Linked DNA regions of Homo sapiens: region 2 is linked to region 1. Evidence: read pairs that join two places in POLR2A ChIA-PET (ENCODE). Cell type or tissue: Panc1. All regions are shown on one strand. Each heading gives the region's core, and the rest is flanking DNA. Links, peaks and the distances in the headings are about the cores only. Region 1 overlaps GBF1 (golgi brefeldin A resistant guanine nucleotide exchange factor 1). Region 2 overlaps ARMH3 (armadillo like helical domain containing 3).

Evidence for each region. ChIA-PET counts read pairs that join two places held together with the same protein. Peaks named below come from ENCODE experiments on the same cell type or tissue, not always from the same donor. Only the 100,000 strongest peaks of a DNase experiment are listed, where the experiment ranks them.
Region 2: POLR2A ChIA-PET joins it to region 1 with 5 read pairs; 2 of 35 experiments call an interaction of 5 or more read pairs at or near these places.

The regions. Positions count from the first base shown.
Region 1 is chr10:102,354,855-102,360,228 of GRCh38, reverse strand. It overlaps GBF1 (golgi brefeldin A resistant guanine nucleotide exchange factor 1), which reads right to left. Exons shown (of 40, transcript NM_001377137.1): 9 at 2,043-2,190; 10 at 1,500-1,723; 11 at 794-962; 12 at 1-45. Among named protein-coding and RNA genes, the nearest start is that of NFKB2, 38 kb to the left of the region's middle. In Panc1, for the core only: no CTCF peak of the experiment used is centred there; no DNase peak of the experiment used is centred there.
Region 2 is chr10:101,876,691-101,882,064 of GRCh38, reverse strand. The region is part of intron 24 of ARMH3 (armadillo like helical domain containing 3); the gene reads left to right. LOC101927445 (a long non-coding RNA gene) reads right to left here. Exons shown (of 3, transcript XR_946261.3): 3 at 2,209-2,290. Among named protein-coding and RNA genes, the nearest start is that of KCNIP2, 36 kb to the right of the region's middle. In Panc1, for the core only: no CTCF peak of the experiment used is centred there; a DNase peak (open chromatin) is centred at 2,154.

The DNA of each region.
Region 1 (5,374 bases), core at 108-5,107:
AGAGCTCGCGGATGCAGGGAAGACCATAGGGGACCAAAGCTGTGCCTGGGGAAGGCCAGGAGGAGAGTGAGACTGCTATAAAACAACTAGTCTGCTGGCTTTGCCTAGCCTGCTCTGCATTACACAAGGCAATTTTAGGTAAGTGATTCTCTTTGAAGAAAAGGGCTGGGCGTGATGGCTCATGCCTGTAATCCTAGTGCTTTGGGAGGCTAAGGTGGGAGGACTGTTTGAGGCCAGGAGTTTGAGACCAGCCCAGGCAACACAGAGAGACCCCATCTCTACAGAAGATTTTTTAAAAGTAGCCAAGTGCAGTGGTGCATGCCTATAGTCTCAAATACTTGGGAGGCTGAGGTGGGAGGATTGCTTGAACCCAGGAAGTCGAGGATATAGTGAGCTGTGATTGTGCCACTGCAGCAATCCAGCCTGGGCGACAGGAAAAAAAAAAAAAAAGGAAAAGGATTTTTTTTTTTTTCCTGGGGACATGAGGGGACTAGTCTACTTCTGGAGGAAATCAGAATTGATGATCCTACCTTTCTGTTAAAAGTCCTAAGCTTTTTTCCCTTCCTTCTTGCTTCCTATTGCCCATCAAACTTCCTCCCTGTAGTATAAGTTAGGGAAGGGCTCCCTCCATGCCAACAGTCTATGGCTTGACTCCATTTCCTGACTAGAAAATAGCCTAGAACTTGGAGCAACAGGCAGTAGTCCAATATCTTGGTTTAAGACGGTCTAGGCTCAGGCAGCTTAGTAGGTAGGATGGGGGAGGTGAATTGGCAGAGCCTACCAGAATACCCACCTTCTTTCTGGGAGGACTGTGTAAAGCGCACGCCCCGGGGATTGACGTAATCCATGTCATGGACAGAGGCAGAGTCAGAGTGGTCGGCAGGGGACGTGCACTCCTCTAACACTTCAGGGATGGACTCCACAGATGCTGACTGGGACTTTTCCACATGGGTCCCTTCCTGCTATGACCAGTAGCAGGGAGATATGGGAAGAGGGATGAGGCAAGAGCAACTTGGAACTTACTCCCCTGAAGTAGCTGTCTTCCAAGCTGTCTCTAATGGGCTACAGATGTAGGGCCAACTCAGTGGTTTATGAATCACCGCAAGATGGCTCAGGTAGGAGTATGATGAAGGACTCAGAAAAACATCTCCTGAGGCTTCACTGACCTACAATGACTAGAACCTTAGAGACACAGAGCCTCTCACAGGCTTAGGATTTGGATCATTACCTTCCAGAAAAAGCAATGGCCAGCTCCTTCCCTTTTGTCAAGTACTACCTATATGCATAACTTGATAAATCTCATGAGCTATCTCTCACAGTGAGTCATGCTGTGGGTTTTCAAGGCAGTACAACCAATTCTGAGAAGCAGGAAAGATCAGAGCTTCTTTTGAAGTTACCCCAAGCTTCTTTCGAGCCAAGTCCTGCATAAAGGATCCAAAGGATCAAGCCATTTCCCACAGTGGAATACTGAAGAGGGACATTAAAAATCAAAGCCATACCTGGAGGTCAGGCTGCTCGGGAACACCTAGCTCACTGCTTCCAGGCTCTGTAGCTGTGCTGTACCCTGGAGAGCCAGGTTGCTCTAGATCAGTAAGGTCTTCCTTGGAAGTGGTTTGGGAGGAGAATTCCAGGCCACTGTCTGTAGAGGGACTGACCACTGCTGAGGCAGCTTCTGAACTTGCAGAGGAGATGGGAGTGGGCACATCAATGAAGGGCATGCCACCTGCCAAGAAAAGTATGTGACGCTTGAAGGAGAAGAAAGAGGCTGTGGGCAAAACAAACCCTCTATGGTACTAGGGTCTCTGTTTCCCAGATTACATGCTTATCTTTGCATATATTGGTCTCTAAAGTTGTCAGAGAACAACCTTAAGTCACTGCATAGTTGCTGAATGGTCACACTCTGATTTGACCTGGAGTTTCCCTTTTTGTTCTCAGCGCCAAGACCAAAGCCCCTCAGTTGGTTGGTCTTCAATTTCAAAATCCCTAAGAGAGAAAGGAGCTCTTCTTTTGTCTAATCAGAGGAAGTAGTCCAGGGCACTCACCAGTGAGGTTAGATGATAAGGTGGTTCCATTGGGAGTGGGCAGCTCTGAACCTGGTGTGACTTTGGTCATATGGCGTGGGGGCCGAGGGGATCTCTTCTGTTTCTTCCATTTGGATGAATCACTCATGCCTCCGGCTCTCATTTTCAGCTGGAAATATCATACCCCATTAGCAATGGTATTCAAACTAAGACTCTATCCCTATTAATCTCCCTTCATTTAGTCCTACTGATCTCTAGAAAACAAGCTATACCCCATATCTTTGCTAAAGTAAGACTCTAGACCATCAGTTCACATTCCTACTCTTCTAACTTGGCTTCTACATTTACCACTTCACAGGTTGGCATGGCAGCCTCCATGTAGAAGGTGACATTCTGTTTCTGGGCTGGTCATTGGTAGGGCCAGTCCTCACACTTATCACTCTGCTTCTCTGGGTCCTGAGTGTTACATTAAGCAGGAAATCCCGAGCCCTATGGATGATGCATGACCCTCTTGCAGAAAGTGTAAGGGCAGGGTTTCCTTTGCCCTGACACTCAGTTCTACAGGTGCATGGTCTCTCGGCTTTCCTCCTCAACTAGCTTGTAGAGCAGCCTCCTACTTGTAGTTTTATCCAACTATAAGAGCCTATTCCTTCCTGTCCTGGTTTTCTTACTGGTATGTGAGCTGGGCCTAAGCCATAAACATATTTTTTTTTTTTTTTTTGAGATGGAGTCTAGCTTTGCCACCCAGGCTGGAGTGCAGTGGCACGATCTCAGCTCACTGCAACCTCTGCCTCCTGGGTTCAAGTGATTCTCCTGCCTCAGCCTCCTGAGTAAATGGGATTACAGGTGTGGACCACCACGCCTGGATAATTTTTGTATTTTTAGTAGAGACAGGGTTTCACTATGTTGGCCAGGCTAGTCTCTAACTCCTGACCTTAGGTGATCTGCCTGCCCCAGCCTCCCAAAGTGCTGGGATTACAGGTGTGAGCCACTGCACCCAGCTAACATATCTCTTACTCTCTGGAATTTCTGTATCAGATTGGTCAAAAGCTCATTCCTTGGAGTTAAGGAAGGAGTGGCCTCCCAGTTTCTTTGTGGAGTTCAGGATAGAAGGTCATGTCACGCTGCTGCTGTGCTCTCTGCTGCTCCCAATTTGTTATATCAATGAGACTACCTGTCCCTCTGGCCCTCTCACTATTGGTCTTTCCAGATGCAGTTTTATGTTGTCAGATGGTAAGGCCACTGATTCCTTGACTCCTTGCTCTGTTGCACTCCCCTCTTGCTGTATTTCTGTTCTTCCTATAGCTTACTTTTAGTGGCAAGGGACAATCTCTATCACCTGTTTGTTAACTATTCCCTAGGATCTGTGTTTTTATGTATTTCCTCCATTCTAAGTTCAAAGTTACTTTGTTTAGGCCCCATTTTTTTTTTTTTTTTTTTTGAGACAGAGTCTCACTGTGCCACCCAGGCTGGAGTGCAGTGGCGTGATCTTGGCTCACTGCAAGCTCCGCCTCCTGGGTTCACGCCATTCTCCTGCCTCAGTCTCCTGAGTAGCTGGGACTACAGGCGCCCGCCACCAAGCCTGGCTAATTCTTTTTGTATTTTTAGTAGAGACGGGGTTTCACCGTGCTAGCCAGGATGGTCTCGATCTCCTGACCTCGTGATCCGCCCGCCTTGGCCTCCCAAAGTACTGGGATTACAGGTGTGAGCCACTGTGCCCGGCCCAATTTGTTTTTTAAGCCCTGATGTTTTCTCAGTTGGGTTTGAACTCAGTCCCTCTACAAAGTCATTCTAAACTATTCCTAGACTGATAGACCATTCTTGGATTGGACCATTCCTGGATTGGGCAATGGCAACACTCTTCCAGAAACCATTAGAATGACTCTAAAGAGAGCAGAAGCACTTTTTCTCTCTGCCTCTTCCTAAAGGCTGAATATATCCTATTGTCCATGGCCTGTTCAATTCCTTTTGATAGTGAGGGATTGACTCCCTTCCTCAAGCTCCCCCAAGCTCTCAGAACCTGGGTAATCTTTGATTCCTTGCTTAGAAACCACACAATTCTTCCATTCCTACCCATAGCTCCTTCCAATAAAGATGAGGCTGAACAGCTGAGCCCTTCCTTCCCCCAGCTCTTAGTAACATAGCAACAGCCTCATACTGGATTTATACTTCTAGATGATCCATCTCCAAAATGCCTGCAGTCATATGCTTAGAACTGAGCTTCAGGCGTACTGACCGCTATAGCTAAGGAGGAAGCAAAAGGATTCTCTCCCCAGGAACCACTGGAGCTCAACTGGATCAAGTTCATAGTAAAAAATGTTATGGGAGAAGAGTCCGCCAAACATGCAAAAGGGCAAGAGGCCAAGAGATCAATGAGAGACCTCCTGGCTCTACTGGCAGTTATCATTGAGCTCCCAAAAGTACTAAGAACTGGATCTACTTTTATGAGGTAGCCTTTCTCTCCAGGAGGCTCCCCCATTTCAGGGACTCCAGGCAGTCCTACTTCCACTGAGAAGCCAGTCAGTCATTGAGATTCCTTCCCATACGAGGATCAGTTTTTCACGTTTCCTTCTCTATCTTCTGCAAAGCTTGCTCCAACCTGATCATTTCAATTAGTGTTCTCAGCCTGCTGGCTGGAGTAGGGGCCAAGAGGCTGCCAGTTCTCACGAATGCCTCAGCCCTTAAAAGGTATAGCTATTCTCCCTCTCCTAAGGTCTGAAGGTGTGGGGTGGGCAGTAGGTATTCATGGAATTCTACGCCACCTTATCTGTATGACTCTGTACTCCAAAGGACAGTGTAAGCTTTACAAAAAAGGAGCAGGTCCCAGGTTAATAATCATGGCAACATGCTGGATAGCCACTAATGAGAGCTGCAGCTTGAGACTGTGCAAGCACACAAATGAAATGACACAATGCATTCAAAGAGAACACGGGCCAATGGACTATCTAGCTAGGTGTACATACACAGAGTTTTTTACTTTCAGTGACCTGTATGTCCACAACCACACCTTCAGCATGCACACTCTTGTGATGGACAGCCCAGACAGCCCACACCTCCTTCTCTCCCCTTTCTTCCTAAGGCAGGTATATGCAGATTAGGGTAATCTTTAGCTTGGATCCCTCCCCTAAGCTCCCCTATACCTTGACTTTTAGAGGACAGAGGGCATCTTCACAGATCCCAAAGTATTCCCAGTGTCCTGGGCTATCCTGGCACCTGGCTTCTTTCCATCAATCTAGAGTTCTAATCCTTGGAATGACCTCTTTAATGGTAACCAAGAAAAAAAAAAAAAAAAAAGATCCCAACTAGATGGACTACCCTTTCCCTCCAAACCCAGTCCAGGTAATCCAGATAGA
Region 2 (5,374 bases), core at 194-5,193, 480 kb after region 1:
AAAAGGGCTTTTGCTATCAGAGGATGGAATAGTGCAAGAGATGGTTTAAGGCAACTTGTTATTGTTAGCTTACCAGTGGATCTATTCTGTTAGGGAAAGATCTCTGCAGACAATCAGAAAAGTGGTCAGAAAAGGCCATACGGAGGAGAAAAGAATGGAGTTTGGCCTTGAAAGAGGAGTGGTAGGGATTGGATAAAATGAAGAGGCATAAATTGTAAAGTGTACTCAAAACCAGGATCTGAAAAGGACAGAAAGAATAGAAAATAGTTCTAGCAAGTCATGTCTTTGGGTCACAGAACACCCAGAGGCTGGATGATTTAAAATATGTCAGTCATTTAATCACAGCCTCCATAATCCCTATCGCACTGACTCTCATCCCTGTCCTAAGTGTACTGCCTTTGGTTCAATTCACAAGCATTTATTAGGGGCCTGGTATGAGCCAGCCTCAATGGTAGACATATGATGAGGCCTATTGGGTAAATCTTTTTTTTAAAATTGCAGTTAAAAAAAACCCCACACATGTCACTACTTACCGTTTTAATCATGTTAAGTGTATGGTATAGTACACTTAACAATATGTCCATTGTTGTGCCACAGATCTCTAGAACTTTTTCATCTTGCAGAATTGAACAACTTCCCCCCAACCCTCAGCTGCCCTGGTAACCACCAGCCTGCTTTCAGTTTTTAAGAGTGGGCACACTTATCTTGAAGGTGGTGTTCTTTTCAACCAAGTGACCCAGGAGCTTGCTAAAAATCTCTCTACATATAAATTTAGAAATTTTCTGGGAAGAGCAGAAAGGTGTTCTGCTGGTACCCTCATATGTCACAGGGCCATAGGATGGTGTAACCAGATTCCTAAGTTTAAGTCTCCACTCTAACTAGGGCTTTGGATTTTGGATTCAGAGGAGACCTGTATAATGTTGTATAAGACATATCTTCAAAAGTATTATGACAAAACAGGTTATTCATTTGTGGGAGTAGGTTAAAGAAAATTAAGGAAATAACATGCTTTATATCTGAATGAGTGAAGGTTATGTTAGAAGCTGCTAAGTATTTTCTTATTTCCATCTATTGGTAATCTTGCTAAACCATTTTTGTCTTCTCCTGATCCTAAGAGTCATTATAAATAACTGCTGGCTCTTTAGAAATACAAATGATGCCTAGCTTTATTTTCCCAGAAAGGATCGAAGCACTCATAAGAGGAGAACCCCAGTTTGTGGGGAACAACATTGTTAGGGGCCCTGGGTGGCATCCATTACGTGAGAACATCCAGGAGAAGAACAGAAAGATCTTGGGGAAAGGGCCAGAGAACACAAAGACTTATGAGGAAAATGGAGCCTGATACTTCAGCTTGAGAGTCGTTGGTCCTTGGCGTACTAGTAAATGTTTAACAATTGCTGGGGGGCCGGGGGTTGTGGAGCTGTGAGTGGTGGGAGGGGAGCTGATTGGTAGTGTTCGGTGTGAATGCTCCCACCATGGCTACTAATGTGAAGCCAGCTGGCTGTCACCATTTTTGAAATTTAACAGTCAGCTCTCACAAGCCAAGCCTCTGTGTGAGCCATCTCCAGCACACCACAGGTTGTTGAGGAAGACTGTAAGAAGGGGGCTGTAAAGCTGTGTGGCGGGGTTTTCTGAGCAGGAGGTGAATGTGACCCACTTTCCCCATGGGAGCCACCTAAGTAAAAGTTTTCCCCAGGGAAGCTTTGGATCTCAAATAGGGTAATTGAGGCCTCTCTAAGCAGCCCACTCTGAGAATTCCTGTGGTGTTTTCTCATCTTAGAACAGGACCCGAACCATCACACAAGGCAGCCTTGGCAGAGACATGTGCTGAAGAGCTGAGATGTAAGACTCCCACGACAGCCATAACTCAGTTTTCTGTGCTTGGCATCATGTTTTTCTACAACAGCCTGTATTGTAGTCTTTCACTGCCTCCCTGTAGCCATGAATGATGGTTGCTTTGCGAATTCTCGAGTGTGAGCATGTGACACCGGCACTGGCCATCCAACCCTGCCTTCTTTGTTGCCTTTGTTTAGATTCTGGCATTTCAGCTGACCTGTTTGCAGAAAAATGTTTGATATGAGTTGTTCACCGGATTCACTACTGCCAGAAAGACACGTCAGAAGTGGGGATGAGGTGGGGTTTTACAAGCTGCTTATCCTCAGTAATCATCTTTATGTTATATAGGGCATCTTGAGAAGGCCCACATGCGAGGGTCAGCTGAACAATGATGTGCTGCTAGGATGACCACTGTCTTCCCTGGACCAGGAGATAAGCTGCACTGCCAGAGGCCCTAGATAGGAGAGAAAGTGTTTCAGATTTAAAATACGTGCAAATAGATAAAAGGAAAGGAACAACTGGTAGTTTTTGAGCTGCACACTTTTATATGGGTTATTTACTTAATTCTTATGTCATAGGTCGGGCATGGTGATTCATGCCTGTAGTCCCAGCACTTTTGGAGGCCGAGGTGGGCGGATCAACTGGGGCCAGGAATTTGAGACCAGCCTGGCCAACATGGTGAAAACCCATCTCTACTAAAAATACAAAAAAATTAGCAAGGCGTGGTGGTGGGCACCTGTAATCCCAGCTACTCGGGAGGCTGAGACAGGAGAATCTCTTGAACCCAGGAGGTGGAGGTTGCAGTAAGCCAAGATTACGCCATTGCACTCCAGCCTGGGCAACAAGAGTGAAACTTAAAAAAAAAAAAAAAAATTCTTATGTAAATTATTTGGGGTAGATGTACTTATCATTTTATAGATGAGTACACTAAAGAATCTAAGTAATTTCTTCAGGGTCACACAGCTATTAGTGGTAAAGCCATAGAGTGAACCTAGGTCTGTCTGACTACAAAGCCTGAGCTTTTTCAGTTTTATCAGGCTGGGGCATATGTGACAACCTAAGTGTGTCAGATATTCTGAAGGAAAAAGTACAGGAAAGTGGAGAAAGAAGGAAGGAGAGTGAAGATAATGGCTTATTCCCGGGGGATGGGGGAAGGTCTTAGACTGGGAAGGGCCCATTCAGTTGAGGACAAAAAACACTGACGAGGCGTCTGGGGACTGTGCCTGCCAGTCAGGCAGAAATGTGTAAGTGGAAGATCCTGGCACAGTATGGTAACTTTATAAATGAGAGAAGAGACTCTTTATTCCAATCAAGTGTCTCAGAAAGGTCCCTATGAGAAATAAAGTTTCTTCTACACACTAAAGGGACGTGATGACTTAATTTTTTTTTTTTTTAATTTTTAGAGACAAGGTCTTGTTCTGTCATGCAGGCTGGAGTGCAGTAACACAATTATAGCTCACTGCAGGCTCCAATTCCTGGGCTCAAGTGATCCTCCTGCCTCAGCCTCTCAAAATGCTGGAATTACAGGCATGAGCCACCATACCCAGCCAACTTTTTTTTTTCCTTTTTCTTTTTTTGTTTTTTTTTCTTGAGATGCAGTTTCTCTCAGTCACCCAGGCTGGAGTGCAGTGACACGATTCTAGCTGACTGCAACCTCGAGCTCCTGGACTCAAGCAGTCTTCCTGCCTCAGCCTCTCGAGTAGCTGGGACTACAGGCATGTGCTACCATGTCTGGCTATTTTTTTTTTTTTGATAGAGATGGGGTCTTACTATGTTGCCCAGGCTAGGCTGGTCTCAAACTTTTGGCCTCAAGCAGTTCTTCTGCTTTGGCCTCCCAAAGCACTGGGAATACAGACGTGAGACATGATGCCTTACCTAAAATATTTTTACTTACTTATTTTGGTAGATAATATACTGTTCAAGATCTAAAAGGTAGCACACGGAATTTTTATTTATTATTTATTTATTTTTGAAACAGAGTCTCTCTCTGTCGCCCAGGCCAGAGGGCAGTGGCGTGATCTCTGCTCACTGCAACCTCTGCCTCCTGGGTTCTAGCAATTCTCCTATCGTAACCTCCCGAGTAGTTGGGATTACAGGCGCACTTACCACACCTGGCTAATTTTTTGTATTTTTAGTAGAGACAGGGTTTCGCCATGTTGGCCAGGCTAGTCTCGAACTCCTGACCTCAGATGATCCATCTGCCTTGGCCTCACAATGTGCTGGGATTATAGGTGTGAGCCACTGTGCCCAGCCAGCACAGTGAATTTTAATTGTTTTTAAAATAGCGATTCCATTTTGTTTATAGAAAAAAAAAAGACTAAAAATGAATGTCCCACAGCCAAGCTGGATGAATGCAGAGGTCACTGGCAGAGAAGAGCTCAGCTTATTATTCATCTCTATCACTGTCAGCATTTTCTCCAATTAGGTATGAATTTTGAAATGACTGTCATATAAACTTCTGGGCTTTCTCAGGCAACTGTGAAGCTTCATTGGCAGTGCATAGAAGGGAACAGTGATGGAGGTAGTAGGAATTCTAGTAATTGTCAGCTTTAAAAAAATTTTTTTTTTTTTTAAAGACAAAGTCTCACTCTGTCACCCAGGCTGGAGTGCAGTGGCACAATCACAGCTCACTGCAACCTCCACCTCCCGGGTTCAAGCGATTCTCCTGTCTCACCTGAATAGCTGGGATTACAGGCACACGCCATCACGCCTGGCTAATTTTTGTATTTTTAGTAGAGATGGGGTTTCACCATGTTGGTCAGGCTGGTCTCAAACTCCTGACCTCGTAATCTGCCTGCCTCGGCCTCCCAAAGTGTTGGGATTACAGGCGTTAGCCACTGCACCCAGCCTAAAAAAATTTTTTTTTGAGACAGGATTTCACTCTATATCCCAGGTTGGACTGCAGTGGTGTGATCATGGCTCACTGCAGCCTTAATCTCCTGGGCTCCAGTGATCCTACCACCTCCACCTCCTGAATAGCTCACTGCAACCTCGAGCTCCCGGACTCAAGCAGTCCTCCTGCCTCAGCCTCTCGAGCAGCTGGGACTACAGGCATGTGCTACCACGTCTGGCTATTTTTTATTTTTTTTGGTAGAGATAGGGTCTCACTGTGTTGCCAGTCCCAGCTGAGTAGCTGGGACTACAGGTGTGCGCCACCACACCCTGCTAACTTTTAAAATTTTTTGTGGAGACCAGGTCTCCTTATGTTGCCTAGGTTGGTCTTGTACTCCTGGGCTCAGGTGATCCTCCCACCTCAGCCTATCCAAATGCCGGGATTACAGGTGTGAGCCACCGCACCTGGCCAGTAGTCAGCTTTTGAAGAGGTTACTGGAGACAGGAGTCCTTGCTTTCTTGGTTTAACCCAAGAATTATCTTTTATCCTGGTTACTAGATGAGAGTGTTCAGGTAGGAATTCCCACTTCAGTTTTTTTAGTCACCTTTTTTCCAGTAGATCTTGGGGAAGTTCTTTTTGTTTCCACTGCAACATCTTCCCTCAGGAAGTGGCTCAGAACTCTTTAAGATGTTCTTGGAAGAACAT